6 separate regions of the Mus musculus genome follow, and all the other regions are linked to region 6. Evidence: chromatin loops called from intact Hi-C (ENCODE). Cell type or tissue: heart. All regions are shown on one strand.

Evidence for each region. A loop is a pair of places that touch in the nucleus more often than their neighbours do. Peaks named below come from ENCODE experiments on the same cell type or tissue, not always from the same donor. Only the 100,000 strongest peaks of a DNase experiment are listed, where the experiment ranks them.
Region 1: a loop joins it to region 6, with 2.5 times the contacts of the local background. A loop is called at or near these places in 3 of 42 quality-filtered maps.
Region 2: it touches region 6 in a loop (2.7-fold over the local background); 4 of 42 quality-filtered maps call a loop at or near these places.
Region 3: a loop joins it to region 6, with 4 times the contacts of the local background. A loop is called at or near these places in 4 of 42 quality-filtered maps.
Region 4: a loop joins it to region 6, with 2.3 times the contacts of the local background. A loop is called at or near these places in 2 of 42 quality-filtered maps.
Region 5: a loop joins it to region 6, with 1.9 times the contacts of the local background. A loop is called at or near these places in 5 of 42 quality-filtered maps.

The regions. Positions count from the first base shown.
Region 1 is chr2:121,169,213-121,174,212 of GRCm38, forward strand. Zscan29 (zinc finger SCAN domains 29) reads right to left here and starts at 1,913. Exons shown (of 5, transcript NM_001290819.1): 1 at 598-1,913; 2 at 1-191. The coding sequence starts at 912. It overlaps Tubgcp4 (tubulin, gamma complex associated protein 4), which reads left to right and starts at 1,956. Exons shown (of 18, transcript NM_153387.3): 1 at 1,956-2,259; 2 at 4,346-4,474. The coding sequence starts at 2,182. In heart, a CTCF peak has its summit at 1,940; DNase peaks (open chromatin) are centred at 819 and 1,939; H3K4me3 peaks cover 3,400 bases; H3K27ac peaks cover 2,621 bases.
Region 2 is chr2:121,186,076-121,191,075 of GRCm38, forward strand. Tubgcp4 (tubulin, gamma complex associated protein 4) reads left to right here. Exons shown (of 18, transcript NM_153387.3): 10 at 2,057-2,107; 11 at 2,450-2,555; 12 at 3,287-3,394; 13 at 3,749-3,890. Among named protein-coding and RNA genes, the nearest start is that of Tubgcp4, 17 kb to the left of the region's middle. In heart, a CTCF peak has its summit at 2,650 (motif pointing right); no DNase peak of the experiment used is centred here.
Region 3 is chr2:121,268,838-121,273,837 of GRCm38, forward strand. Trp53bp1 (transformation related protein 53 binding protein 1) reads right to left here and starts at 2,570. Exons shown (of 28, transcript NM_013735.4): 1 at 2,435-2,570; 2 at 1,687-1,871; 3 at 1,382-1,472; 4 at 1,067-1,151. The coding sequence starts at 2,441. In heart, a CTCF peak has its summit at 2,436; a DNase peak (open chromatin) is centred at 2,604; H3K4me3 peaks cover 2,204 bases; H3K27ac peaks cover 1,624 bases.
Region 4 is chr2:121,411,453-121,416,452 of GRCm38, forward strand. It overlaps Catsper2 (cation channel, sperm associated 2), which reads right to left and starts at 2,340. Exons shown (of 13, transcript NM_153075.3): 1 at 1,964-2,340; 2 at 698-838. The coding sequence starts at 836. Pdia3 (protein disulfide isomerase associated 3) reads left to right here and starts at 2,450. Exons shown (of 13, transcript NM_007952.2): 1 at 2,450-2,753. The coding sequence starts at 2,587. In heart, a CTCF peak has its summit at 2,225 (motif pointing right); a DNase peak (open chromatin) is centred at 2,309; H3K4me3 peaks cover 3,503 bases; H3K27ac peaks cover 2,548 bases.
Region 5 is chr2:121,288,357-121,293,356 of GRCm38, forward strand. It overlaps Map1a (microtubule-associated protein 1 A), which reads left to right and starts at 1,246. Exons shown (of 7, transcript NM_032393.2): 1 at 1,246-1,516; 2 at 2,364-2,465. The coding sequence starts at 1,279. It also overlaps a transcript of Trp53bp1 not described here. In heart, CTCF peaks have their summits at 1,260 and 2,027; a DNase peak (open chromatin) is centred at 1,195; H3K4me3 peaks cover 1,697 bases; H3K27ac peaks cover 1,184 bases; H3K27me3 peaks cover 2,644 bases.
Region 6 is chr2:121,352,420-121,357,419 of GRCm38, forward strand. It overlaps a transcript of Ppip5k1 not described here. Among named protein-coding and RNA genes, the nearest start is that of Ckmt1, 3.7 kb to the right of the region's middle. In heart, a CTCF peak has its summit at 3,052; DNase peaks (open chromatin) are centred at 922 and 2,962; H3K4me3 peaks cover 1,509 bases; H3K27ac peaks cover 913 bases; H3K27me3 peaks cover 980 bases.

The sequences.
Region 1 (5,000 bases), 180 kb before region 6:
GGTCTGAGATTCTCCTTTGGGTTCATCTGCTCCTGTAGTCTCAGGGCTGGCCTTCTTGCCCTCTCTTTCTTGGATACACCCTTGGGCTGGGGTTCCACTGACTCCTGCAGAACACTTAATAACTCCTGTGATGATTTCAGGGGTGTCATCTTCTCCGAGTGCATTTCCTGCCCCTTCACAGAGACTGTGACCTAGAAATAACCCCCCGTTAATTGACATGGTCATAACAAGGGGCATTCCCAGGGGGAGACCATCCTCTGAGGCCAGGCCAGAGTGGAGGGTGGGGAGTAGGACAGACAAGTGTTTATTCCGTTATCATCAGCTTAGAGTGGTTGAAACTGCAGAAAGATCAAACAGAAACCCAAATAGCAGCTGGAAAAGAAACTTCCCCCATTTTTTCTCTTAAGAAACTGAAGTGAAAGACTTACTGTAACAGAGTAGGCATCTCCAAGCAAGCCCTACCTGAAAAAGTAACCCTTCCAGATCAGAAGTATCAAAATCACCAAACCTCTTTACATCCGACTGATCTTAAACTGCCCCTCCATCCTTGTCTCTCCCCAGCCACACACTTCTGACTGTATTCCCCCTCCTCCTCACCGAATGTCCAGGTCTTCCAGACTCTCTTTCTAAATCTTCCACCAGTGTCACCGCCTCCTCTCCATTTTCTGGACATTGCTTCTGTACCCAGTTCTGGATCTCCACAGGTAGCACAGTCAGGAATTGCTCTAGCACCAACAATTCTACAATCTGCTCCTTGGTCCGCACCTCCGGCCTTAGCCACCGACAGCAAAGTTCCCATAGTTGGCTGAAAGCCTCCCGGGGCCCAGCCACCTCCTGGTAATGGAATCTTCTGAAGCGCTGTCGTAAGCTTTCAGAGCTTGTGCCATTTCCTCTCCGAGTGGGTTTGGCCATCTTTCACAGCAGAAAGCCGTTTCTCTCCTCACTGTCTGGGTTCTAGGACTTATTACACTATCTTTGCATGCCCTTGGAGAAACACCTGCAGATGAGTCTCTCTGTAAAAAGGAGTTTTATCCTAGAGTAGAGAGAAATGGCGCTATCTGAGGAGAGTATCTTTACATGTTTAAAACCTTGTCAGAGCCGGCCTGACTTTCAATATGCTCGAAGTGGCCTTCTGAGGCAGTACCTTTTCAGGACAGCAAATCAATAGGCAAGGTGAAAATGACCTTTTAAAAACTGCATTTCTAGGTGACGTTTAGAGTATCCCCAGGAAGTTGCAGAGAAAAGAAAAATCTGTCCGCTTCGCTCCCACCTCAGGTAAATCATTAGCGCCCCAGATCAAATCGGTCAAAACGTTTGGCGAACGACAACAAAAAGCCTCTGTCCAGCGAGCGCCGGCTATTCTCCCCTAGAACCACCGCCGTCCTTCCAGAAGCTCCTGGTGTCTGCCCCGCCCCTTGAACACCAAACTACAAATTTCCACCCCGAACCAAAGTCAAGTGCCGAACACTGGGTCTCTTGCTCGCGCCTCCCGAACGAAGTAAGAACTCGGCAAGAGTTCCGGGGCGACAGATGGGGAAGGTCGCGCACCGGGGGAGCCGACTTGGGCTTCTAAATTGAGGTGGACTAGGGGAGAGTTACAGGAGTTGGTGAAGCGAGGAAGCTCGAGGGGCGGCAGTGGTGGGTCTCCTGAGAACGAGGCCGATGCGGGCCGGTGCTGCGAGTCCGTGGGCTTCGAGCACAGCTCCACAGCGGCGGCTGCCAAGTTCCAGCTTTGTTTTCTTCCCTCCGGCCGGGTCACTCTGGGAGACGTCGGCAGTCGGTCAAAATGCCACAGACCCTGCCAAGGCGTCCTGAGGACTCCCGCCGGCCCACCCCAGGCCGCGTCTCTCTCAACCAGCTTCTCAACTCACTCTCATCCCTTCCCCTCCTGGGCTAGCCTCAGTCCCGCTCTCAAGCCGGAAGTCCGAGCGGGCTTCTCCTGGAGCCCAGGACGCATGCGCGACGGCACCGGCGCCTCCTCGCGGCTCCGCGGCGGGAGCGAGGCGGTGGGCGCCTGGGCCGCGCGCACTTCCGGGATGCGGCGCGCGGCTCTGTGGCATCTCCTCTCCCGGTGGACTGCGGGGATTCAGGGCAAGAGATTCCGCTGGGTGTGAGGGGTCGCCCGGAGAGGCGCTGAAAAGAGGAGGTGGTAGATCTAGGGACTCCCGAGCCGCCCTAGAAATGATTCACGAACTGCTCTTGGCCCTGAGTGGGTACCCAGGGTCCATTTTCACCTGGAACAAGCGGAGTGGCCTGCAGGTATGCAGGGGGTCAGAGACGAGTCGCTTGCCGCGCGGCGGGTGCAGCTGAGCCGCAGCGAAGGGGCGGGACCCGGGGAACTCCAACCGACCGGCGCCCGCGAGCGGGGAGAAACCGAGGGCCAACCCTACGGAGCTCCGGCTATGGGGGCCCTGCGGTCCCGCGACTCCTGCTAGAGAACCACTAGGAGTGGATAGAACCACACTTCTTTTCACTGCATATGAATTTGTTGTTAAACTGAATCCCTAAATGTGTAGCTGGAATTAGATGATAGTTATTTGAGGGAAAAGGGGGAGGGATAGGGAACTCTTGCATTGATTCAAATTGAATTTTGAAAGTAGTGGAAATGTATACAAAGCGCTCAAGACACAATACTCAGTAAATTGTGTTGGATGAAAAAAATGAATTTGTAAACATATGGTGTTTCCCTCCTTTCTTCGAAAATTTCTGTACCAGGTGAAGAACTTGAGAGGGGGTTTTTCCTGTAATTAGAAGAGTATAACAGGAATGTACCCGTTAGTTGTTTTCTCTTCCTCTCCCCCTCTGTTCCTTTATCTCCCCCAACCCCCGTGAGAAGCCCAGATATAGCGTGATACTCAATATTTTGCCGAAACTAAATTGGCAACACTGAGTTTAATAGCCAGGCGTAGTGTTTGTGCCTGTAATCCCAGCCTTTGGGAAGTTGAAGCAGGATTATTGGTGTGATTCAAGTCCAGCCTGGGCTTCACTGTGGAACCTTCTCTCAAAAAAGAAAGCAAGAAAAGAAGGGAACAGAGGGCAGAGAAAGGCAAAGAAAAGAATGACAACTACAAATGTGTCTAAGTGTGTTGTGTAAAATGGTATCAGTGACTTCAAGGTGGAGTTGACTTTTTCACAGTAATTAAGCCTAAACTAGAATTTTTTTTTTTAAAACTAGAGTATGTGTCTATGTTGTATGAGTGTGGGCATATATGTCACAGAGTGTATGAAGAGGTCAACTTTATGGAGTCACTTCTCTCTTCCCACATTTGTGTAGGTTTCAGGGATTTAACTCAGGTCTTCAGGTTTGTGTAGCAAATGCCTGACTCTCTGAGCCATTTCACTGATCTTAAACCTAGAACTTTTCTAAAACTCTGTCAACAAGAAGTGTTCAAATTTGATAACTGTACCCAAGGAGCTAAAGGGATCTGCAACCCTATAGGTAGAACAACATTATGAACTAACCAGTACCCCGGAGCTCTTGACTCTTAGCTTCATATGTATCAAAAGATGGCCTAATCGGCCATCACTGGAAAGAGAGGCCCATTGGACTTGCAAATTTTATATGCCCCAGTACAGGGGAATGCCAGGGCCAAAAAGTGGGAGTGGGGGGGTAGGGGGGTTGGGGGGGTATGGGGGGCTTTTGGGATAGCATTGGAAATGTAAATGAGGAAAATACCTAATAAAAATATTTTTAAAAAGTCACAAAAAAATTGATAACTGTAGAAGTGTCATCAGTAATAAAAGACACACATACATATATATTGAATCTGTAACTGTGATTAACACCTGTCATTCATATTATCTGTTATCACAGTTATCTCCACTTTTTACTTCTGAAAACTAAGACATTGAGAGGTGCCATGATGTAACTTGCCTAAGCTTTCAAGCAAAACATAATTTGAAGATATAAGCCAAGGGAGTCTCTGTCCCTGTCTGTTTCTGTCTGTCCTCTCTCCTCTCCTCTCCCCTGATCCCCTCTGTGTAGGTCAGAGGACAACTTGCAAGAATTTCCTACTATGTGAGTCCCAGAACATCTTTCCAGCTCCTATTGTGTGAATTCTTTCTCTAGGGTACCTATTTTAAGAACAAGCAATTACATCTGGATGAGGAACACGACCTTGTAATTGTGTAACAATACCTTGTTAACCAGAATTACCAACCCAGTAACAAGGAAAATTAAAACCATGTAAAACCATGGGCACCTTACGGAAAGGAAATAGAAAAGAGAATAGAAAGCATTTTAAGCTGCAAAGAACCTTGATTGGTGACTAGCAGGCATTAGCTTCCTTTATGACTGGTGACTAGCAGGCATTAGCTTCCTTTATGACTATCCCTCTTCTTTCAGGTTTCCCAGGATTTTCCATTTCTTCACCCCAGTGAGACTAGTGTCCTGAATCGACTCTGCCGGCTTGGCACAGACTACATTCGATTCACTGAGTTCATTGAACAGTATACAGGCCATGTGCAGCAACAGGTGAGATCCTGTTATCTGGATATGGGCTTCTACAGGGCAGGAGTGCTATCAGGCAGTGAATTCACTGGTAAAGCAAGTTAGAAATTTCTGGAATACTCCTGAGTTTATGAATCACTGGAAATGCTCAAGGGAAGGCAAGATCTCTGACTTTTCTTGGGTAACAACAAAAACTCTACTCATGTTCTTACACAGATTTTATGTAATGAGAATTCCTACTTCTCAACTTCTAAAAGAAAGTCCTTTCTTTTGATTTTTTGTTTTTGTTTGTTTGTTTTAAAATGAGCAACAGTAACAACATTTTGTGTTAATGAGTGATGAATGAAGACTCATTCAGGTTTTCTGTAATGCCATAAGAGCAGAATAACATTGGCTGGTTGTAAACCCGTCTGGTCTCATGTCCATCCTATGAACATTTCTCTTTAGGAACTTCAGGATCCTTCTGGTTTTTTTTTTTTTTTTTTTTTTTTTTTGTAACCTCTTCTGGCTGACTACATTGTGTTTTCTAACCTCTGAACACAAGGTTCTG
Region 2 (5,000 bases), 170 kb before region 6:
GCTGTAGGCTTCTAGAAGGCAGTGTAATAAACTATTCTCTTCCTAGTTAGCTGGGTTTTTTTCTTAAGTGCTGTCAGGTTTACCAGTTGCCCCTGTGTTAGTGGAGGAGAGCAGTCTTGCCTTGGATCCATTTCTCTTTCATAGTTTTTATATCTGTATGCATTAGTTAAGAAAGACAATTGTCTTATTCTTGGGTAGTTTTTACATAAGCCTTATAAAATGGGTTAGGTAGGTGCTTTTGTTCCTTTTCTTTTTGTTTGTTAAACAGTCTGTGTTTTCTTTGTTTGTAATTGTTACTTAGAGTTTGAACTTCCCTGAAAAGTGATCTAGGCTTCCTTAGGAAGAGAACCTTGACTGGCTGAGTATGTTTTAAAACTAAGTTGCCATAAAGCTTCTTCTTGTAACAGTTTTGATGACTCTGTAGCTTTGCAACTTGACTATTTCAGGTGGACTTAAATTTTTAAAATACTTGCTTATCTATAAATAGGTTTTGTTTTGTTTTGTTTACTTAAGTTTTGTCTTTTAAACATGATTTTGTGGCCTGTCAGTAGTAGCATAGGGCAGGCAGAGGCAAGTGGATCTCTGCATTTGAGGCCAGCTTGGTTTACAGGACAACAGCCAGGGCTACAGAGAAACCCTGTCTAGGAAAAAAAAAAAAAAAAGAATAAATAAATAAATAAATTGTGTGTCTGGGTGTGTAGTGTATGTACTTATGTTACAAGGTAGGTAGGTGTGTGTGTGTTGTGTGAGTGCGTGCGTGCCTGTGGAGATTAGTTTCAGAAATCTTCTGTTTTCACTCTCCTACCTTACTGTTAGGACAGCATCTTTCTGAACCAAGAGCTCACTGTTTGGGCTGGCCTGGCTGGCCAGGGAGCCCCAGCACTCCCTGCCTCCCTGTCTGCCAGCATTGGGTTAGGCACGAGCCACTGCTCAGCTTTCACATAGATGCTGGAGATCTGAACTTGGGTCCTTATGCTTGCTTAGCAAGGTTTTTCATCACTGAGCCATCTTGCCAGCCCCAGTTTTTCTCATTATTTAGTCTTGTTAGGCTTTTATTAAGATTAATAAACTAGTTAGAACCAGCTTTTCCCCCTTAATTTAAAACATACTAACTTACACATTTAGAAAAATTATATATAAATGTAACATCTGGGTACCTGGAGATGCAGAAAAAGCATTGGCTAAAACTCTCCATTAGTTCATGACTTATAAAAAAAGAAAAAGAAAATCTAGGCTTTCTGGTACACACCCCATCAGTGTAGCACTGGGAAAACTATAGCATAGCAGGAAGATGACTGCCAACTCCAGGCCAGCTTTGCATAGGCAGCAATCCCATTTAGCTTTTTGGGGTTTTTTTTTTTTCTTCTGTTTTTTTGTTTTGTTTTTGTTTTTATAAAAAGGACTCGAGAGATGGCTTATCAGTTAAGAGCAGTGGCTTGCTCTCCCAGTGGACCTGGATTTGATTTCCAACACCTACAAAATGGCTCACAACCATCTGGAATTCCAGCTCCAGGGAATCTGGCATCCTTATCTAGCCTCTGAGGGCACGAGCCAGGCATATGATACAAAGATATGCATGCAGGCATAACACCCATACAAGTGTAAAAAAAAAAATCATACAACTTATCTATGCATCTCCAGGTACCCAGATGATTTTTCCTATTAACTTTAATGTTGTGCTTTTTTGAGACAGGGTCTCCTTCTGTAGAGACTCTTCCTGTCCTGGAACTAACTATATAGATTAGGCTGGCCTTGAACTCAACAGAGCTCCTTCTACCTCTGCTTCTGATGCTGAAATTCAAGGCATGAGCTACTCCGCTTGGCTACAGTCATGCTTTCTCAAAAGTGACTGGGGAAAAAAAAATCAAATATGTACTCAACTTTGTAGCCATTTAAAAATGGTATTCACACAGAGTTGTATATGTAGCTATTACCATTAATTTCAGGACATTTTTATCTTGTATAGGTTTTGTTTCTGTCTGCTCATTCCTAGGATTAGCTGAACTTGGGTTCACTGTAATGGATTTTTGTGTTTTTTTTTTTAATCTCATCACAGCACCTCTGGAAGCTAATGGTGGAAGAGTCAGATTTACTGGGTCAGCTGAAGGTAATAACTGACACTCTTTTAAATCCGGAAATGATTCTGGAAAGCAGTCTTATCTACACTGCCACAGTCGATTCATTTGTTCTTACTCAAGTGAGGAAAATATATTTTATGCTACAAATCTTTTCTACTCTAAAGATTCAAGCTTACTTTCTTCTGTTGTGATGTAAATACCATCAAACAGAGTCTTCCTGCTTTGGGAGGCTGCTCTGTATGTCTCTTTAAAATGTCAAGCCTGTATCCTTCAGACTGCTAGTATCAGCCTCTCTGTGTCTAATTCATTTGGGGTGGTCAGGGCCTCCAGGCTCTGATTTACTGAATTGTACACTGAAATTCTTTCCCCAGATCATTAAAGACTTTTACCTGCTGGGACGAGGAGAACTGTTCCAGGCCTTCATTGACACAGCTCAGCACATGTTGAAAACACCACCCACTGCAGTAACAGAGCATGGTAATTTTCCTGTGGCCCTGAGAGTAAAGTTTGCTCAGGTTGCAGGGTGTTTCTTGGCTGGTGTTGTGTGTTGCATGTTTGCCTGCAGAGGCCAGAAGAGGGAGGACTTGAGTCACAAGCAGTTGTTATAGCTAAAGCTTCCTTATGCTTGGGGTATAACTAGGTCTCAGAACAACTAAAGTGAAGGACTTCAGTACTTTCAAGACTTCTCCTTACCCTGACAACTCCCCTAGACATCAGTAGCCATTCCTGGTCTCTAGAAGCAAACTAAAGAAATCTAGTGAAGTGCTTTGTTTTAACTGGTTACAGCCAGATCCACATGGCTATAACTTTAACAGTGAAGAAGTCAAGTTTAGGAGATGCCTCTTTCAGCAAGTGTCTTCCCTTTGGTTAGTTTAATGGCCACCCCTATCCAAGCACAAGAAGAATAATATAATAAAGATCTGAAACAAGACAAAGGAAATGGAAGAGAAAATAAGGGCCTTGATTGTTTAAATCAAGTCTATAAACAAAACAGCCAGAATATAGATTAAAAAAATCAGATATGTTAACCCATTTGACATGCTGTCTCCCCAGGAATTGAGTATTGCCAGCCCCGCTGACACTACAGGGACTGTCCGGAGCAGGAACGACTCTCAGGATTGTTAACAAGGAGGAGGACTTAATGCTGTCAGGCAGAAGCCACAGATGCCCTGACCCTGAACCTGTTGCTTTCCTGTGCTTTCTTACAGATGTGAATGTGGCCTTTCAACAGTCAGCACACAAGGTGTTGCTAGATGACGACAACCTTCTCCCTCTGTTGCACCTGACGATTGAGTATCATGGGAAGGACCACAAAGGTCTGCTATTCTCTGATTGCTTCCTCTCTGCATCTTCTGGTCTTTTTCATCCCTCCTCAGAAGCTGCATAATTTCAGACTGTAGAAATCACCTAGTCTACTATTCCAATTTTGTACAGGTACAAACGTAATTCCAGGAAGGTTGAGATGCTCTGCCCAAGGTTGTTTTTGAGATGCGTCTATATTTTTCTCTAAAACACCTCTCAGGAAAAGCCCTCACAGAAGTTTCCTCCCCTCTACCTTTATTGACTCTCAATGCTGCTTTTCAGTACCACTGGAGTACATTTTGTGTGTGTGGTTCACCTTCTCTCTATGGTTCTAATTAACAAAGTTATTATCGTATTTCTTTACGTAGCAGATGCCACCCAGCCAAGAGAAGTGCCTTCTCGGGAGACATCCCCCCGGGAAGCTCCTTCTTCCGGCTGGGCTGCTCTAGGGCTTTCCTACAAAGTACAGTGGCCACTGCACATTCTCTTCACCCCAGCTGTCTTGGAAAAGTGAGTATTTCTGAGTTTCTCCCAAATAAATATTACTTGTTACATCCAAGGGAAAAGGAAAGTGGAGTGGAGTAGGACTGATAGAAGCCAGCCTGGTGTCCAGCTGGTTTCTACACTAGCATGCTAGAGGTTGCAGACTCGGCCTGTCTTCAGGAACTAGACCGGAGTCTAGTTTGTTTTTTCTTGCTGTGAAAAAGCAACTTGAGAGGAAAGGGCTTATTTGGCGTAAATGTCTGGACAGCAGTCCTTCATTGAGAGCAGTCAGTATAGGAATTCCAGCAGGAGCAGAAACCAGAGGAATGCTTCTTACTGGCTTGCTCCTCGATATAGTATCACCCACAGTGGCTGGGCCCTTCTGCATCAGTCAAGAACATGCTCCACAGATTTGCCCACAGGCAGATCTGATGAAGGCAGTTCACATTAGTGAGGTGACAGCCATGAGACAATATGGAATGATAAGGACTTGAACAAATGGACGTAGAATCCATTAGACTAGGACTGGAGAAATAGCTCATTTCGTAAAGGGAGGACCTGAGTTTGAATTCCCAGAATGCACCTGAAGCTGAGTGTGAGCATGCCTTGCCTGGTAATCCTAGCATTTCTATTATGAGACAGGAAGTAGACAAGAGAGTCCACCAGCCAGCCAGTTTGGCATGCACAGAGGCAAACAGCAAAAAGACACTGTCTCAAACAAGGTGTAAGGGGCAGTCTGGTTTCATATTTACCTGAGTGCCATAGCATATGCCCACTTGCATTCACTTCACACACTTAAAAATGACACTTTTTAAGATTTTTTTATGTGGATGTGCGTCTGCACACATGTATGCGGGTGCCCATGGAGACCAGAACTGGAGCTGCATGCAATGTGAGGCACCCAGTATGGGTGCTAGGAACTGAATTCAGCAAGTGATCTTAACCACTGAGCCATCTCTCTAGCCCGACTTTGTTTGAGAGAAGTCTCTATATACAGCCTTGGCTGTCCTGGAACTCACTCTGTAGACCAGGCTGGCCTCAGACTCCGAGATGTGCCTGCCTCTGCCTCCCAAGCACTGGGATTAAAGGCTTGTACCACAATACCCAGCCCAGATATGTTTCAATTGGCAAATAAGT
Region 3 (5,000 bases), 84 kb before region 6:
GTAAGTTGAAGCAGTCGGGTATAGGGACAAGCATCATGACAAACGGCAAGGAATGCCCACGGGAGGCGTCCACCTGTAATTAGGGCAAACTGAAGACAGCAAGGACTAGCAATCCCAAAAGCAAGAAATGCAAGCTACAGGAGAAATAAATTTATTTGTTTATTTATTTACTTGGAGCGGGGAGGTCCCTAGCCCTGGCTGGTCTGGAAGTCTACTTGTACACCAGGATGGTCTTGGATTCACATAGATCTACCCACTCCTGCCCCAGAAGAATTGGAATGAAAGTTGTACAAGACCATATCAGGCTCCCATTTTTAAATCCAAACTCCTTCAAATATATTTTAACATTATGAGCCTCATGAAAGTTATCCAATGGTCAAGATGAGCACACTAGTTTTCAGACTGATTAAAAGTACACATTTCTTCGTGAGGGAAAAACGTATGTGCAAATACAATATAACACACTGCAGACAAAACACTCTAAGGTAAAGCACAGTTGCAGACATGTCAGGCTAACATCCCTCTCTCTTAACCAGAGCCTCAGCCTCCTCCTCAAGGCTACTAAGGCTGTCTGTGTTCTTTGACCAAAGAAGAACCGGGCAGAAGCCTGAGAAACAGAATAGTAAGAAAGAGAAGGAAGGGCTGGCTCTCCCTGAACATAGTAAAGCTTTAATGTCCCTGCCCATCAGTACCCCACTGGGGACAATGTCTTTACTGCACAGCTGCTTAAGGATAGAATTAACTTAAGATTATGTCAGAAGTCAGTAGCAGGCCTAACACAGAGGACACCACCATCCTGATATGCATAAGACACTGTAAAACTTGAAAACTCTTTAGGGTATACATTACAATTTGAAGTTGTAGGAGTTGAACGAAGTGTTACTTCACAAAAGAGATCCCAGCTCTCAGTCCTAAAACAGAACTACCTATAGAATCCCCAAATCCCACTCCCCAATTCACAAAACAAGATTAATATCTTTATCTTTGGGATGAATCAGCAGGTACAGATAAGAGTCGATCGAATAGTAAATTGAAATCAACTCCTTTGACTGAAACAATAGTTTACCTGCTTGTCCTGTTTGGCTGAGGTAACCGTTCAATGACCTGACTGATGGAACCACTGGTACCCAAATGAGAAGACTCCACAGGATCTGAAAAAGACAGAAGGAGGTGGATATTAGCACAGAAGACATTTGCCATCAAATTTTAATACAAATTGAGAAATGGAGGCAACACCAAACTAATCACGGGTATCCAAAGGCTTACTGAACACTAGATAACAAACTAGGCTTCCTTACACATAATCTCAACTGCATGTTTAAATCGTTCTGCCCCCACAGGACCTTAAACACTGCAGAGAGCCAAGCCTTCAACTGCTCACCTGAAGCTTTCTTTTCTTTCAGATGTTCATTGAATGAGCTATTACTGTCTCCTTGTTCTACAGCAGATTGTTCCGGATTTGATACAATATCCTAGAAAACATGAGCACATAAGATCCTCACAGTACACAAAGTAGTACAACAGGGACCTTTCTGTGGGTGAGAACACGTTGATTTCATTTTTCGTTCCCCACCAACTTTATCCAAAAGCTAACAATCAACTAAACACGTTAATTTTCTGGGTTAGTTTGGTGTAGGGGGGTCAGAAAAAAATAATAACTTGAACAGGGCATCATCACTCACTCACCAACACGGGGTTCTCTTTGTGCATCTGCAGATTAGGAAGGTGTCGAGATAGCACGCTGAAGTGAGAGCCTGCATCTTCTTCCAGAACCTGGCTTTCAGGCTGAGAATCTTCTATTATCAGGCAAGGAGTGTCTTGCTGAGAGAAATCTGAATCCAATTGACTTCCAGTAGGGTCCATCTGCTCCCCTGGAATGGAATAACAAAAGATCAGTTCGAAGAGTAACCCTATTGAGCTTTCCACACACAATCTGAGACTAAATAAAGGGGCGGAAGTGTGAGATCGAGAAAGGGACCATTCTAGGGCTACCCAGTAGCCCACATTTGCAATCGCTCTTAGCACTTTCTCAGCCATCTCCCCAGCCCTCATTTCTCCGTTATTTACCACCGCGCCTCTGGATCCTTCGATCTCCCCCTCCCTCCCTCCTTTCTCTTCACCTTCCCTCAGACACGCTTCCTTCCTCACCTCTTCTCCCCGCCCCTTTCCATCCCCCACACAACTCTCCCCGCGTTCTGACGCCACTGAGCCCCGGGAAGACCTCTTCGCAACCCCGGCGGGCGGGAAGCCCACGGCCCTCATGCGGCCTCAGGACCACCGCGGCGGCTGCCTCCCCACCCCCTCCCCGGCCCTCCAACCCCGTCCCCGTCACCGCCGCCATGCTTGCCACCCCGCCCCCTCCAGGCGGCCAGCCCTTCAAGCCCGCCACCCGGGCCTCTGCGGCCCGCTAGCTCGGCTCCGCTCGCAGCACTACCTGGCATCCCGGCGAGAGGTGCCTCGCGCTGGATCTAGAGGTTTCTGCACGCTGCCCAGGCCCCTCCAGGTCGATCCCCAGGTCGCCACTGTCGCCACCGCCGCCACTGGCCGCGAGCTCCCCCTTTTCCCGTCACGTCACGCAATATCGGATCGCCCATTCGCTGCTGTTGTCTGCCACTCAGGAAATCCTATGGATGATAGGTGGCTGAGGTGAAGTGCCCGCCCCCAGCGTAAGAAAAGGAACACGGCGGCGTGTTTCCATGGTAGCATGGACGTCGCAGGCCCTCCCCCTAATACAGCCAGCATGACAGTATCCTTGAACCGAAGGGACATTAAGAGGGCATGAAATAAAAACCCCTGCCTGAAGGACGGGGGTACTCACTACTCACACTTGAGGGCTTCGGCCCCTTCACTGACTTCCGTGGAAAAGGAGAGTCTCCTGGATTTTCAAAGAAAGGGCAAAGAGGAGGAGAATTGAGGAGAGCTAGTACTTCTGAAATGGTGAAATGGAAGAGAAGCCTCTGTGGGGTTTGCCAGTGTCGATCAGGATCCCATTTGTAGACCTCTGCCTGAATTTAAAGGCTTCCGTTTTCCCACTCTATGTCTCTGGCAGTTTTGATTTTGTTGTTTTATATTGTCTTCGTGTTCCCACTCCCTTTCAAGCTTCCCTATTTGTCTCTCTCTGCCCTTTCTTTTAGGGAATTGCAGCAGCCCCAGACGCTTTGCACCTCCCATTGAACGAACTGAGCATTGTAATCCTCAAACTAGAAGCAAAGAGAACAGCTGTCACCCCTACTAACTCAATGACCTAAAGGATCCAGGCCCAGAGATTTAATTATCCTAATCATGGTGTCAGGGTCTTATAAAGGGTGTGGCAGCTGTGACAACTATTAATGAACTGAGCTCAAGATACATATGTGGTTTCACTGTCATTTTAATTTAAAGAGCCGTTGGATCTGGGCTAGAATTCTAACCAAGCAGCTGTCAGGAGGGAAAGCACCTAGCACAGTGCCAAGAATATACATAGAAGGCATTAAAATGGAGGCGGTTTTCTCTACTCCAGACTCAGAATTATTTAGGCACAGCCCATACATGATTCTCAACTTCTATAAATGCCCAGTTTAGCACTTGAAATAAGCCAAGCTTAGAGAGGAGCATCCTACCAGCCAATCTCCTCTCTGCTGCTATAAATTACAGTGATCATATTCTCCTAACCCAAAAATCAAAGCATGTTGTCTTCATACGCATTACTTGTGGGAACAAAAGGATCAGCTTAAACGAAATCGCTCTGAAAATTTTAGGATCTATTGTTATAACTAAAATTCCAATCCTAGAATGTTTTACAAGTAGAGCAAAAATGACCCAAATCACAGAGACACATCTTACCTCTTAATCCTAAAATCATTCATGATTGACTCCTGAGTTTCTCTACTGAGTACTAGACATCAAATCAATGCAATCAAAAAAAAAAAAAAAAAAGACCCCACCTCAAGCCGACCTCAACTATAGCAGAGCACTAAGTGTATCAGTCTGCTTAGCTTGAGAGGAAGGAGACCAACTAGGTCTAAGACTGGGCAGACTGAGCTGACTCCCACAGAGCCCTCTCCTCAGGGCCACCATGACAACTGCAGCTCTCTTCCCCTAGAGAGACATAGACCCAGGTCTTTCTGATTACTTTGATGTTTTAAAAAAATGTGTTTGTCAAAATTCATAAAACTAAGCACTGGAAAGATGCTCAGCAGTTAAGAGAACTGCTTGCTCTTCCAGAGGACCCAGGTTCGATTCCCACCACCCACACAGTGGCTCACAACCTTCTGTAACTGCAAATCCAGGGAATCCCACGTTCTCTTTTGGCCTTGATGGGCACTGCATATACATACAGCAAGCAAAAACTCATACAAACCAAATAAAAATAATTCTTAAAGGAACTTCAATTCATAAAACTAAGAAGGACACATTAAATTAAGATTAAGTAAATGAACCTGAGCCATTCCCACTACTAACTAAATCAAGAGATTTTAAAAATTAAAAATACTGGGAAGAAAAACTGAACTCCTTGTTAGTGTGGTGATTAAGTTAGTCATTGAATTATCCCAGAAGACATGAAAATACAGGAAGCTGGGCTGGAGAGATAGCTCCGGGGTTAAACCAACTGACTGTTCTTCTAGAGGTCCTGAGTTCAATTCCCAGCAACCACATGGTGGCTCACAACCATCTGTAATGAGATCGGACGCCCTCTTCTGGTGTGTCTGGAGAGAGCAGCTGGGTACTTACATACATAAAATAAACAAATCTTTAAAAAACAAAAGAAAAGACAAGCAGGATGGTGACCCTGGGGCTCTAACTGACTTAATCCTAGGTGATTACCTAGGAGAGCGCAGGCTTTGATGCCCCTGCAAAGAAGCATCAGCGCCTCCATTCACAGCTTCATCTCTACTTTCCCCCCTAAAGCCCCTCCCTGAGAAGAAAAATGCACAAGACTCTGTTACCTTGCTTTAAAATTCAACATGCTTCATTGTCAGAAAATGTTTCTCCTGATTAACCCACCTAAATCCTTTCCCCTG
Region 4 (5,000 bases), 59 kb after region 6:
GCCTGGTCTACAAAGTGAGTTCCAGGACAGCCAGGGCTACACAGAGAAACCCTGACTCGAAAAAACAAAAACAACATAAAAAAATAGCATTTATTCGTGTGGGGGGGTGGTCAGAGCATAATTGTAGGGGTAGGTTGTATTCTTGTACCATATGGGTTCTGAAGATAGAGCTTAGTTTACAGAGCAAGTGCCTATGTTCACTAAGCTATGTTTTCTCTGGCCTTACTCATATTGTTCTCAACCAAGGATGGCCTTGAATTCCTGGTGTCTCCTCCTCCAGAGTGCTGGGATTCACCCATACCTGGTTTCTTTCTTTCCTTTTTAATTTTTTTCTTTTTCTTTTTTTCTAATAGTTGTGTATGTGTGTGTTGTGTGTACATGTGTAGGCCAGAGGACAACTTTTGGGAATCAGTTCTCTCCTTCCAGGTAGGTTCTGAGAATCAGACTCAGGCTATCATTATTAGCTGCAGGCACCTTTACTCTTGCCGGCTCTAATTTTGTTTGCTTGTTTGTTTCATTTTGTTTTCTGAACCAGGACCTGGCTATGTAACCCAAGCTGGTCTTTATTATTTAAAGCCCAAGTGACCCCGGATTCAGTCATGGACCGTTATTCCTGGCTCCACCCTTAAGTATGTCTCACTTTCTCTTGAGGATATGGACAGGAATATCACGTTTAGTGTGAATGAGGGTTACTAACCAAGTATCTCCCGGAGAGTGTGCCTTGGTACGGCTTGGCTCAAGCCCTGCAAATGCTCTATGAGCGAGAAAGTGTCAATGAGCTTTGAACGGATAGCATCAGCTCTGAGCAGCTGGAAATGTCCTTGTTCTTGTGCCATGTCTGTTAAGAAAGTAGAACCAAGGATGTCATGCTTAAGAATTATACTACAATTAGCAGGCTCTCTCCTCCCCCAGCTTCTTTGCCTTTTAGAGATTCAAGAAGCCCACACAAAAAAAGCTATGAGCAGTTAAGAATAAACACATTGAAAGACTCAAAGGTATTTTGTTGTTGTTCGGTACGGATTTTGTTTTTCATCTAAGCAAAAGACATAAAAGTCATAAGAAGCTAGGCAGTGGTGGTGCACGCCTTTAATCCCAGCACTTGGGAGGCAGAGGCAGGCGGATTTCTGAGTTAGAGGCCAGGCTGGTCTATAAAGTGAGTTCCAGGACAGCCAGGGCTGCACAGAGAAACCCTGTCTCGAAAAGCCAAAAACAACAACAACAACAAAAAAAAAACAAAAACAAAAGTCATAAGAAATATCTTCACAGCTAACTAAATATTCGGGTTATTTTCACTTTCTGACAGCATTTGTAATTAAACACTTCTTTTTGAAAATTAGGCTTAAATGTTAGGCAGGTGGCCCATGGCTTGGATCCCAGCGCTCTGGAGATAGAGGCAGGCAAATCTCAGAGCTCAAAGACAGCCTAGTGAAGGACAGCCAGGGCTACACAGAGAAACTATCTTGAAAAACAAACAAAAATCAGTTTAAAAGGCAGGCAGTGTAGACAGATATTCCAGTCTCAAGAGGATGGTGGATCTCTGTTGAGTTCCACATTTGCCTGGTCTATATAGTGAGTTCCAGGGCAGCCAATCCTCCTTGCCTCAAAAAAAAAAAAAAAAAAAAAAAAAGGTGAAAGCTGAGCCTGTGCCTATTAGTACGTAGTGCACACTATCAGTCTCAGCCACTCGAGAGGCTGAGGCCAGAGGATGGAAAGTTCTAGACCTTCGCGGATTACAGTATGAAGTCAAGGCCAGCCTGGACACCTTGGTGTGAACATGACTCAAAAAGTCAAAAGAGGACTAGGGATGTAATCCAGTGTTGGATCACTTGCCCAGCAATGTGCAAGGTTCTGGGCTCAATCCTCAGCTACCCACCCTCTCAAACAAACCAACAAACAACAATGGGGGGGGGGGGAGCAGCAGGCAGGGAGGGCAGAGGCCTAAGGCTGGACAAAGAATACAGACCTCACGTGGACCTGACAAAGCAGGATACGAGGTAGGGCAGCGGCAGGATGTAGACTTACTACGCCCTATAATTGGACAAAGCAACAGCCTGACATTTGGAAAACGTGTCGCGGTGCGCTCAAGTGCGTGCGCGCCCCAATGCCCCGGAGGGAGGGAGCCGGACAGACAGCTCAAGCTCCCCTCCAGCCCTTTCGCGGGCCTCACTTCCGCCCACTCAGCCCTGACTTCACCCCTCCGCCTTCCGCGCCGGCGCCCAGAGCTTCACTCCTCCCCAGCGGGTGGCGCTCAGGGCCGCTCCGGCTTCGCTGAGCCCCCTACTTCCCACCGACCCCCCGTCCAGGCCTCCGCCACAGCCAGACCGGCGGGCGTTCGCCTAAGCGTCCGCCCCGCCTCGCCCCGCGCGCCCGCCAATCGGCAGTTACCAGCTGTTCCGCCCGCCCGACGCTGCGTGACGCAGCCAATCGGCGGCTGCCACACTGCGGGCCCCGAGCAGGCCTAGGGGGTTGGGACCTCGGCAGCGGGTCTGCCCGGGCCAGACGCGCGAGCGCAGGCAAGCGGCTGCAGATTGCGGGCTCTCCCATCTCATTTCTCCGGTCCCGGCCCTCCGACCGCGACCCGCCGCCATGCGCTTCAGCTGCCTAGCTCTGCTCCCGGGCGTGGCGCTGCTGCTCGCCTCGGCCCGTCTCGCCGCCGCCTCCGATGTGTTGGAACTGACGGACGAAAACTTCGAGAGTCGCGTCTCCGACACGGGCTCGGCGGGGCTCATGCTAGTCGAGTTCTTCGCCCCCTGGTGAGGCCACTTTGCGGGATCAGGGCCGGAGGACCGGCTGGGCGCGGGAGCGGTTGGGCCTACGCAGCGCGGGCGCCCTCCACTATCTAGCAGGCCTGGCTGCGGCTGCCTCATTGCCAGTCGGTGGGGAACCGGGAGGCGCTCCGCCCGGGGTGGGGGGTGGGGTGAGGACGAGGTAGGGTGGGGACGGGGGCAGATCCGGAAAGCAGAAAGCCTAAACTCCAGGGTAGGGCCACGTCCTTACCTCCGCGTTCTTGCAGCACTTCCTATGTGGAGGGTTCTCCCATCCCCTCCCCCTCCGGTCTATCTTTCAGTATCTAGGTGAGTCAGTGTATGTGTCCCCAGGTCTGCAGACAAGGCTGGCATCCCAAAGCCTTCAGAGAGGAGGCAGAGGTCCTCTTTTAAGTGGTGAGGTTCTGGGGTTTTTTTTTTTTCTCTTTTTGTCTCCACCCCATTAGAGCCATTGGTTTCTAACCAAGGTCACTCTGTAGCTGCAGAAAGATCCTAAGTGCTTTCTTGAGACAGGCCATTAGTTGGTTCATGGCATGGCTTACACTATTTTACATTAAGCTGCAGAGGCCTCTTATTAAAAGAGTAAACCAACAAGAATTATTTCACTAGGACCTATCATAATTTCAGTATTAAATAATTCTAGAAAATGATAACATTCTGGATAAGAAAGTTACCACTGCTTAACCTAAGAAAAGGGTAAGTTCTATCGAGTGGGTGTGACCCCAAATAAAAACTTTGCTTGGGAAGGGAGAGCAAATAGGATTTCTAGTTTTGTCACTTAGAGTAGTGGATAGGATAATTTACCAATTATTTATTACAAGGGCATACAGTTTAGAGGATGTCAATATTTTTTCCCTCCTAGCACAATGACCCTTAATTCAAACCTGTTCAAAAGTATCAGTAAGACAGAGTGTGATAGTTACACTGTAACTTACCTTTGCTTCTGACCCAGTGGGATTGTTAACATCTCTAGCTTCTCTGACTTAGATGGTCACACTCAAAAGTCCTGTAGTGAAGACTGCCTAAAGAGGCAGGAAGCAAATTGTGTTTCAGTTCAGGCTTCTGTGGTTGACAGTCACATTGATTACACATTATAGATAGCATCTATATGTCTCTAGAATTCGTGTTCTCTCCGAATTTATCATAGTTACATAATGGTGCTGTTAACTGAGGGGGTGTCGCTTGGGTCTGGCTTCTTTGTCTGAAGGAGGTCATACAATTGAAGAATTGTGGGCTCTTACACAATTAGAGTTTTTAGTCAAGGCTTTGGAATATGGTTCAGTGCTTGCCTAGCATGTCCAATCCCCATTGAAACACACACACATGAGAACATATATATTCTTAAGAAACAAGTCTCTGTACACTCTAGGCTGACCTCTTCTTACTCTAGCCTCTTTTTTTTTTCTTTTTCTTTTGAGATAGGGTCTCCTATTGCCTAGTTAGCCTTCATTTCATGATCCTTTTATTCTGAATGCCCCAGGCACCTGACTTCAGACTTGTCTTTCTACTAAAAATTGTTGTGCCTGCTTTCCACAAGACTACATATCCCATCGTACATTGAGCGATTTAAGAGTTGCGTGGATTTCTGCTGTGGTGTCTGCTTTTAGTTGGCTGAGAAGATAAAGTCATCTTCCACATTGCCAGTAGGAAAGATTGGTTTTCTGAGGAGGCAGTTTAAAGTGAAGGAAGTCTCCTGTTAGTAATTTCATTATTTCTACATACTCATCTATTTTAACAGTTGTAAAAATTTTTTTAAATTTGTTAGTTTGCTTGTTTTTCTGAGACAAAGTCTTAAGTAGCTCAGGTTGGGCTCGAATTCCTTACCCTTGAGTCTCCCCAAATGCTGAGCGTATAGCCACCACACCAAGCTCTGGAGATTGATTAATTGATTGACTGATTTACTCTTTTCCCTTGCATATAACAGCAGTACCATCCCCTGTTAGCAAATAGAAATTTTTTTTTAAGGATGTGCAACCACTACCCAGTTTTTTTTTTAAGGTTTATTTATATCTAAGTACACTGTAGCTGTCTTCAGACACACCAGAAGAGAGTGCCAGATCTCATTACGGATGGTTGTGAGCCACCATGTGGTTGCTGGATTTGAACTCAGGACCTTCAGTAGAGCAGTCAGTGCTCTTAACCACTGAGCCATCTCTCCAGCGCGCAAATAGAAATTTTTGAGATAGGGTTTTATTGTATAGCTCTGGCTGACCTGGACCTGATCCACCCGCCTCT
Region 5 (5,000 bases), 64 kb before region 6:
CAGCTATTACCTCTTTTCTATCCTTTTAAGGAGTAGGATTTCATGTGTGCACATGTGAGTGCAAGAGGACAACCTGGAGTGGTGTCCCTCAGACACCCTTTTCTTCTTTGTACTATAGATACCAGGGTCTCTCAATGGTATAGCTGGCCTGCGAGCTTCCAGAGATTCATCTGTCTCTCCCTCCTAGTTACCATCTCTGCGATTCCAAGTGCTCACCGCTGTGCCTGGCTTTTTTTTACAGTTCTGAGAACCTGAACACTTGCTTGCCAGGGAAGTACTTTACCAACTGAATCATCTCCGTAGCCTTTCTTCTCTTCTACCATCTCCAAAGTGCAAGGTAAATGGAAGAAAAAGCAAGTATAACTGGAGCCTAAACACAGGCCTTCTCTCTGATGCACACAACAGAATGACTCAGGGTAAGATCAGCTGTAGTGGTGGAGAGTCTTTGAAGAATGGGGAGTTGGGGGTTCAGCAAGAGAAGGGGAGAGGAAGGAAAGGAAGGGATGGAGAGAAGGAGAGGGAAAGACAGAGAATATTAATTCAGTTCTGTACAGTAATTACATGGTCTCCTAAATTTATCCACTGTGTCACATCCCTAGTAGCTGGGAAGTCTTTCCTGGGTTTTACTCAAATACTCTTTGCTGCAGTCTGAGCTCATTGCACTCAGCAAATATGGAGACTAGCCAACCACTATCCTTGGAATAACTACTCTCCAGGGACTCAGGGTAGGAAGGTCATCCTGTCCCCTCCAATACTGCGCAGCCTGATTGACCACGCCCGGAGCTCGGGGCAAGGACGGGGAAACCCAGGTTGGTAACCTAGACCCTGGCATGCAGCGAGGCGGGGGGAAAAATAGAGACAACGATAATTGCCAGATGGAGACCACGATAGAAACCCCGAGACAGCGAAGGGCAAGATGGCTCCCCAAGGTTCGAGAGAAGCTGCGGAACTGCCTCCCACACTGTGCTCAACGCAGACACAGCCTAACTAGATGGATGTTGTTCTCGCGCCTTGGACTCCGCCCTCGGCTGGGTCTCGCAGAACCCTTACCCTGGCTCAAGTCGGAGAGGGGCACTTGGTCAGGAAAACTGCAGGTGGATGACTGCAGCCACCACCCATAGCGGCACAACCACCGCATCCCCGCCCCGCCCCTGCGGCGCTTCAGCCCCGCCCCTAGAAGGCAGTGACCAATGAACGGCTCCTGCCGCCGGCCTTTAAGAACCGCGCGCACTCTCCCCGCAGCGGACGCAGCTAGCCTAACACTCCGCGGGAGTTTCCATGGCGACCGAAGCCGGGACCGCGCGGCCTGGCAGCGTTGCCATGGAGACAACTCCGGAGCTGGGGCTCCAGAGCCTCGGTGCACCGCCAGCTCAGAACCCGGCGGAGCCTCTTTGCGAGGCCGGTGCCGCGGTAGCGGCAGCGCGCTGGGACCTGCGGAAATACTCCTTGCTCATCGTGATCGGCGATATCGGTACAGAGAGTCAGCTGAGGGCCGTGCGGGCCCACCTTGAACAAGGTGAGCCGCTCTCCTGGCTTTTACGCAGTACTCCATCCATGCCTCTCCGCCATCTGCATTCATCTCCCAGTGCACATTTCTGTCTCCTCTATCTCTATGTGCACTTCCCGAAACCTGCGACCCTGTCACCTGCATCTTCCATGAATGTGCCTCTGTCCTCTCGAGCTGCCAACACCTTGCTTGCCCATCCTTTCTGCATACCCCATTCTGTTCCGCAGTGTCCCGGAGCAGGAGCAGGAGAAGCTCCGTGGAGACCCTGGGGTCCCTCTGGTCACACCCCTTTCCCGAAGCCACTGGACCATATATCCGAAAGTCCTCATCAGACCCTGAAAAGTCCATGTCCCTACCTTACAATTTCTTCTTTAGGGGAGGTTTTTGAACGCGAGGTACACATCTCAAATCTCTGAATGCTGGCAGCCAAGTTTAGAGAGTGACCTTCGTGGCTCTGCAGCTCACCTCCCTCAGCCGTGCCTGTGGCGCAGTGCTGCGGAGCCACCTGCGGGTGGAAGCAGGGGATGGAGGCAAGGGAGGGGGCATAGGAGAATCTAGAATCTGATTTAGCAAGAGGGATCATTATGGAAACCTACAGTATATGGAAATAGACCCTTGCGTGTCACTTCTACCGTAACTGTTTTGCCTTGAAAAACAAAAACTCCAAGCTCATTTATTAGTAAGCCCATTCTAAACTCTGCTCTTTGCCCTCTGGAAAGGGGAAAAAGCAGGTACTAGCTATCCTTCTTGGAGGCATCACCTCCCATTTCTTTCCTCTCCCAGGAGCTTGGCAATGCTTTCTGTGGGTGACTTTGACTAGAACCCTCTTATTTTTTTTCCCCCTTTTCTTTTACAGGGATTCTCTCCTGGAATATTGACTTATCATCCTTTGACTTGAACCAACAGTTGAGACTCTTCATTACCCGGCACCTAGCTCACTTCTCCTCAGAGGTCAAAGGTTAGGACTAGGGTTATTTGTCTCAGTCCTTTGGGTCCAGTATCCAGGCCAGAACTGGCCTTATGGGAGGATTGGGTAGGTAAAAAGGGAGGGACTTTTGATGGCTCCACAGCTATTTACACATGCTGTGGATAATGCCCAGTACACACTGCAACCACTCAATATGATGGTAGAGCATAATTTTGTCAGGAAAAACGTTGTTGTACACAGCAGCTGACAAGCACTAAGAAAGTGATCAAACCACTCGCAGGTAAAAGCTTTTCCTCTGTGTTCCCTTTCTGCATACCCCAGCTTTCTTGCTTCTCTTTATAAACATCCCAGAATGCCTCATTCACCTCCCCAGACCCTTATTTCTCACAGCCCACCTTCCAGGATTCTTTTCTGTTTCCTCCTGGCTTAGCCAGCAGATCTTCAGAGCAGAACAGAAGGCTGCCACCTAGGGCTGATCAGATCAGCACCCAGGGAGCCAGGCTGGGACAAAGGTCTCCTCGATTTGTGAGGCTTGATTCTGAGATCAGGTCTGATGGGTGGGAGAACTCGTCTAGAAATGTGCGATAAAAGCTTAATTAGCATTCTACTGCAGGTGTCTACGGAGAGAGTTGGGAAAGTCCTACGTCCCTTGATAAAGGTGTTGGGCATCTGGCCATATTATTGTAAATGTTGACACACCAATCAATATAACTTTCTTTTAAAAAACAACAAACAAAAAAACCAGGATCTCACTCTATAGTCCACATGTAGTCTAGGATGCAATCAAACTTGTTATCCTCCTGCCTCTACCTCCTGAGTACTAGAGTTGTAGGCATGTACCACCGTACCTGCTTCCGTATAGTTTTATAGGATGTGACTTCCATGTACTCAATAGTCATTGCTACCAAATAACAGACTTCACATGTTACTAACTCTCAACAGTCCAGTACAGCAGATAGACTTTCTGCTCCGCCAGTCTGGCCAGTTCCTCATCAATGAGTTCTCATGAGCTGCTGTGGAGAGGCTGGAGAAAGTGAGGTTGACATGGCTAAAGCTCTATTACACTTAGAGTATGTGCAGCAGCTTAAATACCATGACGCTGGCATCTTCCTGATGGGACTGGCTTCCTGGAAAACGAGCCATTTGCTCCTTGGAGATTACCTTCTTTTGACAATGACCCATGTCATGACATCCTCCACTATTCCCTATGACCAAAAGACAGTTTTGCCACTTGACACTCCTAGAAACAAGGCTGAATAAAGGGATGGCTGGGGGTTCAACTGATTACTGAGGATTGAGTGTTATCTAGGGTCCTACTAGGAATTCAAACCAGATTCTCTAACCTTGTCCTTCTGGCCATAGAGACTTTGAGTACTGTAAGAAATGAACAATATCTGAGGCAAAGTCCCTAGCTGTTCTTCCAGTTGAGACTAAGGAAATGCTTGGGAAGAGGTTTGCAGGGTGTCATATTCTCAGAAACAGGCACTGGAATAGAAACACCCACTGATGTCCTCAATCAGTTTTGCTATGGTGTCCTCAAGGGGCTTGAAGCCATCCACTCGAGATGCTAACGTACTTTTAGCATACAGAATTTGTTTTAGGTTTAGACATTGTCATGGTGGCCTCTGTCCCTGAAGAACAGTGGAGAATTTCCTGGGGGCAGGGGGGCACAAAGCTTAAGGCAGCCATAGCTCCACCCCTGCTAGTTTCTCTTTCAGCTGTCTCTGAACACAGCCTGCCCAAAGCAGCTGCAGGCACTGCCTTCTCCTTCCAGCCTCCTTTGAGTGGATAGGTTAGGGTACCCAAGAGTTGGGGTGAACTGAAGGAGATACACTAACGGTCTTATGGTTTGACCTTTCTGGCCTACTTCATAGGGTAGACCACTATGGCCAGAATAATGAAGGAACAAAATATGTCTTACAATGATAGGAAGAGCGTGATTATTTTTAGGCCTACCCCCTCTACATTTACAATCCCACCCCCACACATACAGAAAAGAAGGGGCCCTCAGATAGTCAGTGGCCCAGCTCCTTCTAGTGGTCACGTCTGGTAAAAAAAATAAAATAAAATAAATGTAAAGGGTAGCTTTCATACCAATCAGCAGCAGAGATTTGGGGCCTTCCTTTATAGCTCCCACTCCTCCTCCAGATCTCTGAAGCATCTAAGCATTTTTAACATAGCTTTAGGAAAACTTAGGGTAATTGAAAACTGTACTTAAGGTCTGGGGTGCAGCCCACCTAACATGCAGAAGGCCCTGGATCTACAGTGGGGGTAGGGAATGGTGGACACACACACACACTGACACATCACTACTGAGATTCAATAAAACGGAGGCATTTGCTGTTGAGCTCCTATAGGGAAGGGAGGATTGATGTTCTAAGACTAAGAAGTATGGGCTAGCCTAGTGTGGTGGCATAGGCCCATAATCCATCCCAGCACTTGGGAAGTAGGGGCATAGGATCATCCTTGGCTACATAGCAAGTCCATGGCCAGTCTGGGCTACCCAAGACCCTGGAGAACTGGAAAGAGGTGAGAGAGGTGGAGAGGAGAAGGCTAAGGAATTCC
Region 6 (5,000 bases):
TCTTAATCACTAAGCCATTTTCCAGCCCCCAGTTAGTAGTAGTTTAAAAGTACACTAAATTCAAGCATGGTAACATATACCTTTAATCTCTGAACTTGGGAGGCAAAAAGCAAGGAGATCTCTGTGAGTTCAGAGCTATCCTGGTCTACATTGTGAGTTCCAGGCCAGCCAAAACTACACAGTGAGAGCTGTGTGAAAAACAAAACAAAATAGAAATAGGGGCTGAAGCAATAGCTCAGTGGTTAAGAGCATTGACTGCTCTTCCAGAGGTCCTGAGTTCAATTCCTAACAATCACATGGTGGCTCACAACTATCTATAGTGGGATAAGATGCCCTCTTCTGGTGTCTGAAAATAGTGTCAATGTACTCCTATAAATAAAATAAATAAATACATTATTTTTTCAAAATGGACTGAAAAGATAGCTAATTTGTAACCGTGGCTACCTTTGAAGAAAAGAGAACAGCAGTAAGACTTTCTCATGACACCTATACAACTTGGCCTATAAATAAACGTCTATTTTCAAAGCTCAAAAAATGACCTGAAGCAAAGACACACAAGGCTAATATTTGCTAGTTATAGATTGTAACAGTATGAGCAACTATTATTATTTTCCAAAAATAAAAGGAGTCACTCAGCAGACATTTTCCATGTTCCACAGCAGTTCTCAGAAACACTGACAACTCTAACGAAGCCAAGAACTCCTTGATTAAATTAACTTGCTACAGAGTTATAAAGCCTTCAATAATTTCTGTGTTTTAATTTAAAGTTCTTCCATGATGATAGGGTTGCAGCTTTGATTAGAAAACTGTAAATGACCTTCATGTAGACTTCAGTCTTCTCGGTCCTCATCATCTGATGCCTATTGCTCAACCACCACAAGCCCAGCACATTCCTCTACGCAGCTCCAGCTTCTCCAGTTATGCACTGCAGCCTGCACACACGCACTCCTCCTGACTGACGGACCATTTCTCTGGTGCAGCCTGCACACACGCGCTCCTCCTGACTGACGGACCATTTCTCTGAATTCCCTTTCAGTGACCTAACCGTGGCATTCCCAAAGATATCTCACAACTTCCTCACTTAGAATTTCACCACACTCTTTGTCTTTTTCTAGAGCAGGAGTCCTCCTCTTGTCTAAGATTCCTCACCCCGTTGCCCTCTGAGTCTTCCCTGCTTTGTTGTTTTGTTTTTGGTTTTAAACAATATCCAGCCATATTCTTGGAATTCTATTACAACTCTGTAATGGGAAATAACCGGATGGAGAAGTCTGTTCTCAAACATAGACTGAAGGAAGACGAAGGTCCAAATTCCAAGTTAACAAAGCAAAAATAGAAGCCTGACAGGAATAGCTATGACAGGGCCAGGGCTTACGTGGATGCACTTCTGGGACAAGCTAGGGTTTTAATGTGATGTTCCCAAAACCACTTTTCTGCTTTCTGTGTTCTTTCCCCTTTATCGTCTCCTCAAACTTTGTTGCATAAGAATTCTACACTGGGCTAAAGGGCAGTCTTACTGTGGAAGGAAAAGAGGGAAGGGCTTGGGGGGGGGCAAGGAGGCAATGTAGGGAACATGGATACTACATCAGACCTAAAGAAGGGTATCCAGCAAGGTTGAACTGTGACTGCTTTAGCTCTTAGGATTGAGAACACTCACATAGTTCTCTACTTTTCTGGAATCACCTTGCATTTGAGAGAGGCTCCAACAATGGTAAATAAAACTATTTACTTCTCACAGCACTACCAATATTAGACTTTCCCACCTTCAAAAGTGAACCCCCAAGCCTGTGCGCCTCTTTTTTACTGGTTATTTTGAGGCAAGGTCTCACTCCGTAGCTCAGACTTGACCTCAAACTCAGTCTCTCAAGTGTTGGGATTACAGGCATGAACCGTTCTGCCTGCTTCCACTTCCTTCCTAGGGCAAGTTTTTATGTTTCCGACATATTCCTTATTCTGACACGAGTTTGCTGCTTCTTCTCACTATCAGCTCACTCATCCTACCCTCTCTCCCCGCCTGTGATAATGGCTCTTCACTGACTCCACTAGCCTTACTCCCCAACCTGACTGCTGCACCCCAATCACTAATTAATGCAATGAATCCAGCCGATTTTCCCACTCAGTGACTCCCAGAAGTAAACAACACTTCAAACCTGCACATGAGTCATCACCCTTGTTAACACTTTTTTTAAAAGACAGAATCTATGTAGCTCAAGATAGCCTTGAACTCAGAATCCTCTTGCTTCAGCCTCCAAGGTACACTTGGTAGCATCTTTCCGTTAATGATAAACACTTAATGATCCCCTATAGCGCCCGAGGGCCGTTCCTTCCTCACACTAGCCTTCCAGGAGGTTCACCTCCTCTCCACCGTAACCCCAGCATTCAGCAAACCCTCTCCCCGGCCAGCCAGTTCCTTCCCTCACCTCCCCTACATCCAGCCCCGCTGGACCTTCCTTCCCACGGCTTCTAGCGCACGACCCTCTACCTCGGCCCCCTCCCCTACAACCCAGTCCCTCTCCTCCTCCCAGAGTCCCCAGCTCTGCCCCTGCAAGCCTTCCATCTTCCCAGGTTCTCCTTATTACTCCCTTGGACCCCTCCACACCCGTCTGCTCTCCCACTGACCCCCTCGGCCGTCCTCTCTCTCTCGGCGCCGGGTCACGAATCCCGCCCTCCCATCCAGACTGCACTCGCTTCTGCCCGCCCCCGCCGTCCCCGCCTCGCTCTCCCTACGCTGACATTGAGGCCTCCCGGCTGCGCCACTCCGAAGCTGTCCCCACCCGGGACTACCCACGGCCCCGAGCGCAGGCCGAGCCCCTCGCCGAGCCCACCCTTCCCGATACCGCCCCCAGCCCCAGCCACTCCCCCACCGCCCCCGGCCCGCACTCACCCGCCTCCCTCCGCTCGCGCAGCCGAACCTGCCGGCAGCGACACCTGACAGCGGCCCAATCAAAGCGCGACTTCTTTGCGGTCCCGCCAATCCGCAGAGGGCGCGCACCGGCAACAGTCAGGCTGCGTTGGCCGGAGCCTCAGAATGGAGGAGGGTGGCTCCTAGTGGCCGCACGGGGGAATGCAACCTGATGCTGCTCTGCCTCTTGATTTCCTACTGCGTTGCCTGCCAGTCCACAACCTTGGTCTCTAGAAAGACTAACCAGCGAGACCAATGGAATGGAGACACGGGGAGAAGAGGCAAAGTTTGTGACGTTGCACCTCCTCCAGGCGGGGGGGGAAACCGAGTCTTTTTTTCCTGTAAAGCAAAACAAAGTGTGATTAAAGATAGACATAAGCTGAAAATATAGACATAGCTGAGAATCGCTAGGGATGCTGGAGACAAACGCATAAACAAACAGAGAAGCAGATAGAAGTTAAGGGGAGGAATAAAGAAACTAATTTGTAAAAGATACAAGAAAACGGTGGGCAAGGAAAACTGAGAAAACTGGATTCTGTCTCCACATCCTGCTTCTTCTCTGTTCTCTAGCCTTGGAATCTGAAACGCTGGGTTTGAATCCTCCTCTTATCTTTAAAACCTCGTAGCCTTGGGAAAGTCACTTGACTTCCCAGAGGCTCCACTCTGCTTATTTGTAAGGGTGGAACTAAATACTTAATATACATACACAGTGCTGCTGCTTGTGACAAAGTGCTTGAGAAAATTTAAGGGGAAAGAGATTTATTTTGGTCCAGGGTTTCAGGAGTTTTGCTCCTTAGCTCCATTGCTTGGGCCACGAGGAGAGGCAGAACATAAATGGTGGCTGGGTAAAAGCCACTTGCTTGTTGGCTGACAGCAAGCAAAGAGGGAGGAATGGGCAAAGGGCAGATGTATTGTCCAAGGCATGCTCAAAGGGACCCACTTTCTCCAACTAAGCCTCACATCCTCCCTTTCAGCATGTCCCAATAATCTTATCACATTATGAATTCATCAAGGGATAAATCCATTAATTAGAGTAGAGCCCTTTTGAGCTTTTTGCAATAGCTGGTAATTAACCAAACCCCAATACATGAGCCAGTAAAGAACATTTCTTATCGAAAAAGAATTGATGATACTGATGATATGAAAGCATTATTTACGCATATGTTACTGTTGACCTTGAATCTTCATTTAGGAGTTTGAGTGCCCCCATTTGTTCTCTATAATTTTGGGAACCTAGGAATTGTCCTAGTTAGATGCCTCATCTTACTGAAACCTCTGCCCCAGGCTTCCTGAATTGATAGAGATAGATTCTAAGAGCAGAATCTACAAAGAATCAGTGATAGTTAGGGCTCAGACTCATTCCTCTTCTACCACTCCAACCCTGGGAGCGAGTAATTACCGCAGCTCCCAGCTGTAAACAGCCTCCAGCGACCCCACTGGCATACTGAGCCTCACAAAGAATTTAAAAAGTGCACAAATCGATGAGCCCTCTTGGAAGAGCTATTGTTTCCCATAGGAAGGCATTTTCCAAATTTGAATGACTTCTCTGTACCCTGGCTGCCTTTACTTCTTCTGTTAGCCTCTCTTCCCACACCCCACCTCCTGAACACCTTCTCAGCCAAATAATAGCCCAATTGCTCTCGAAGACTATCTCCTCCTTTTATCTGGGTAAATATACACCATCCCAAGTAATTATATTCACTTACTCATACCTACTCCTTAACCTGGATAATGAACACCCACAGCACAGGTAACATTTTTTTTCCCTCTCCAAAAATAAGGAAGTTCCACCAGTAGATCTCTATTCTTGGAAAATGTGTTATTTTACCAAGAGAAGAGGCTTAAGTAATGGAGCCAAAAGTGAAATGGATTCTTTCTAAGGATACTCACCAATGAGAAAGGTCAGAAAGGAGACATATGGGGTGGGGACTTGAGGGAAATAAAGGAATGTATATTAGTTGGGCCAGTGGGGATTATGAAGGGTAATTCTTTTTCCCAAGTACTTTCTTACAACTTCCAAATATCTTACTGTCTTCTGGAACATCAGGAAGCTGAAGGTAGACATATTAATGGCAATATGTCTGCTTTGCTTTGGCTGGCC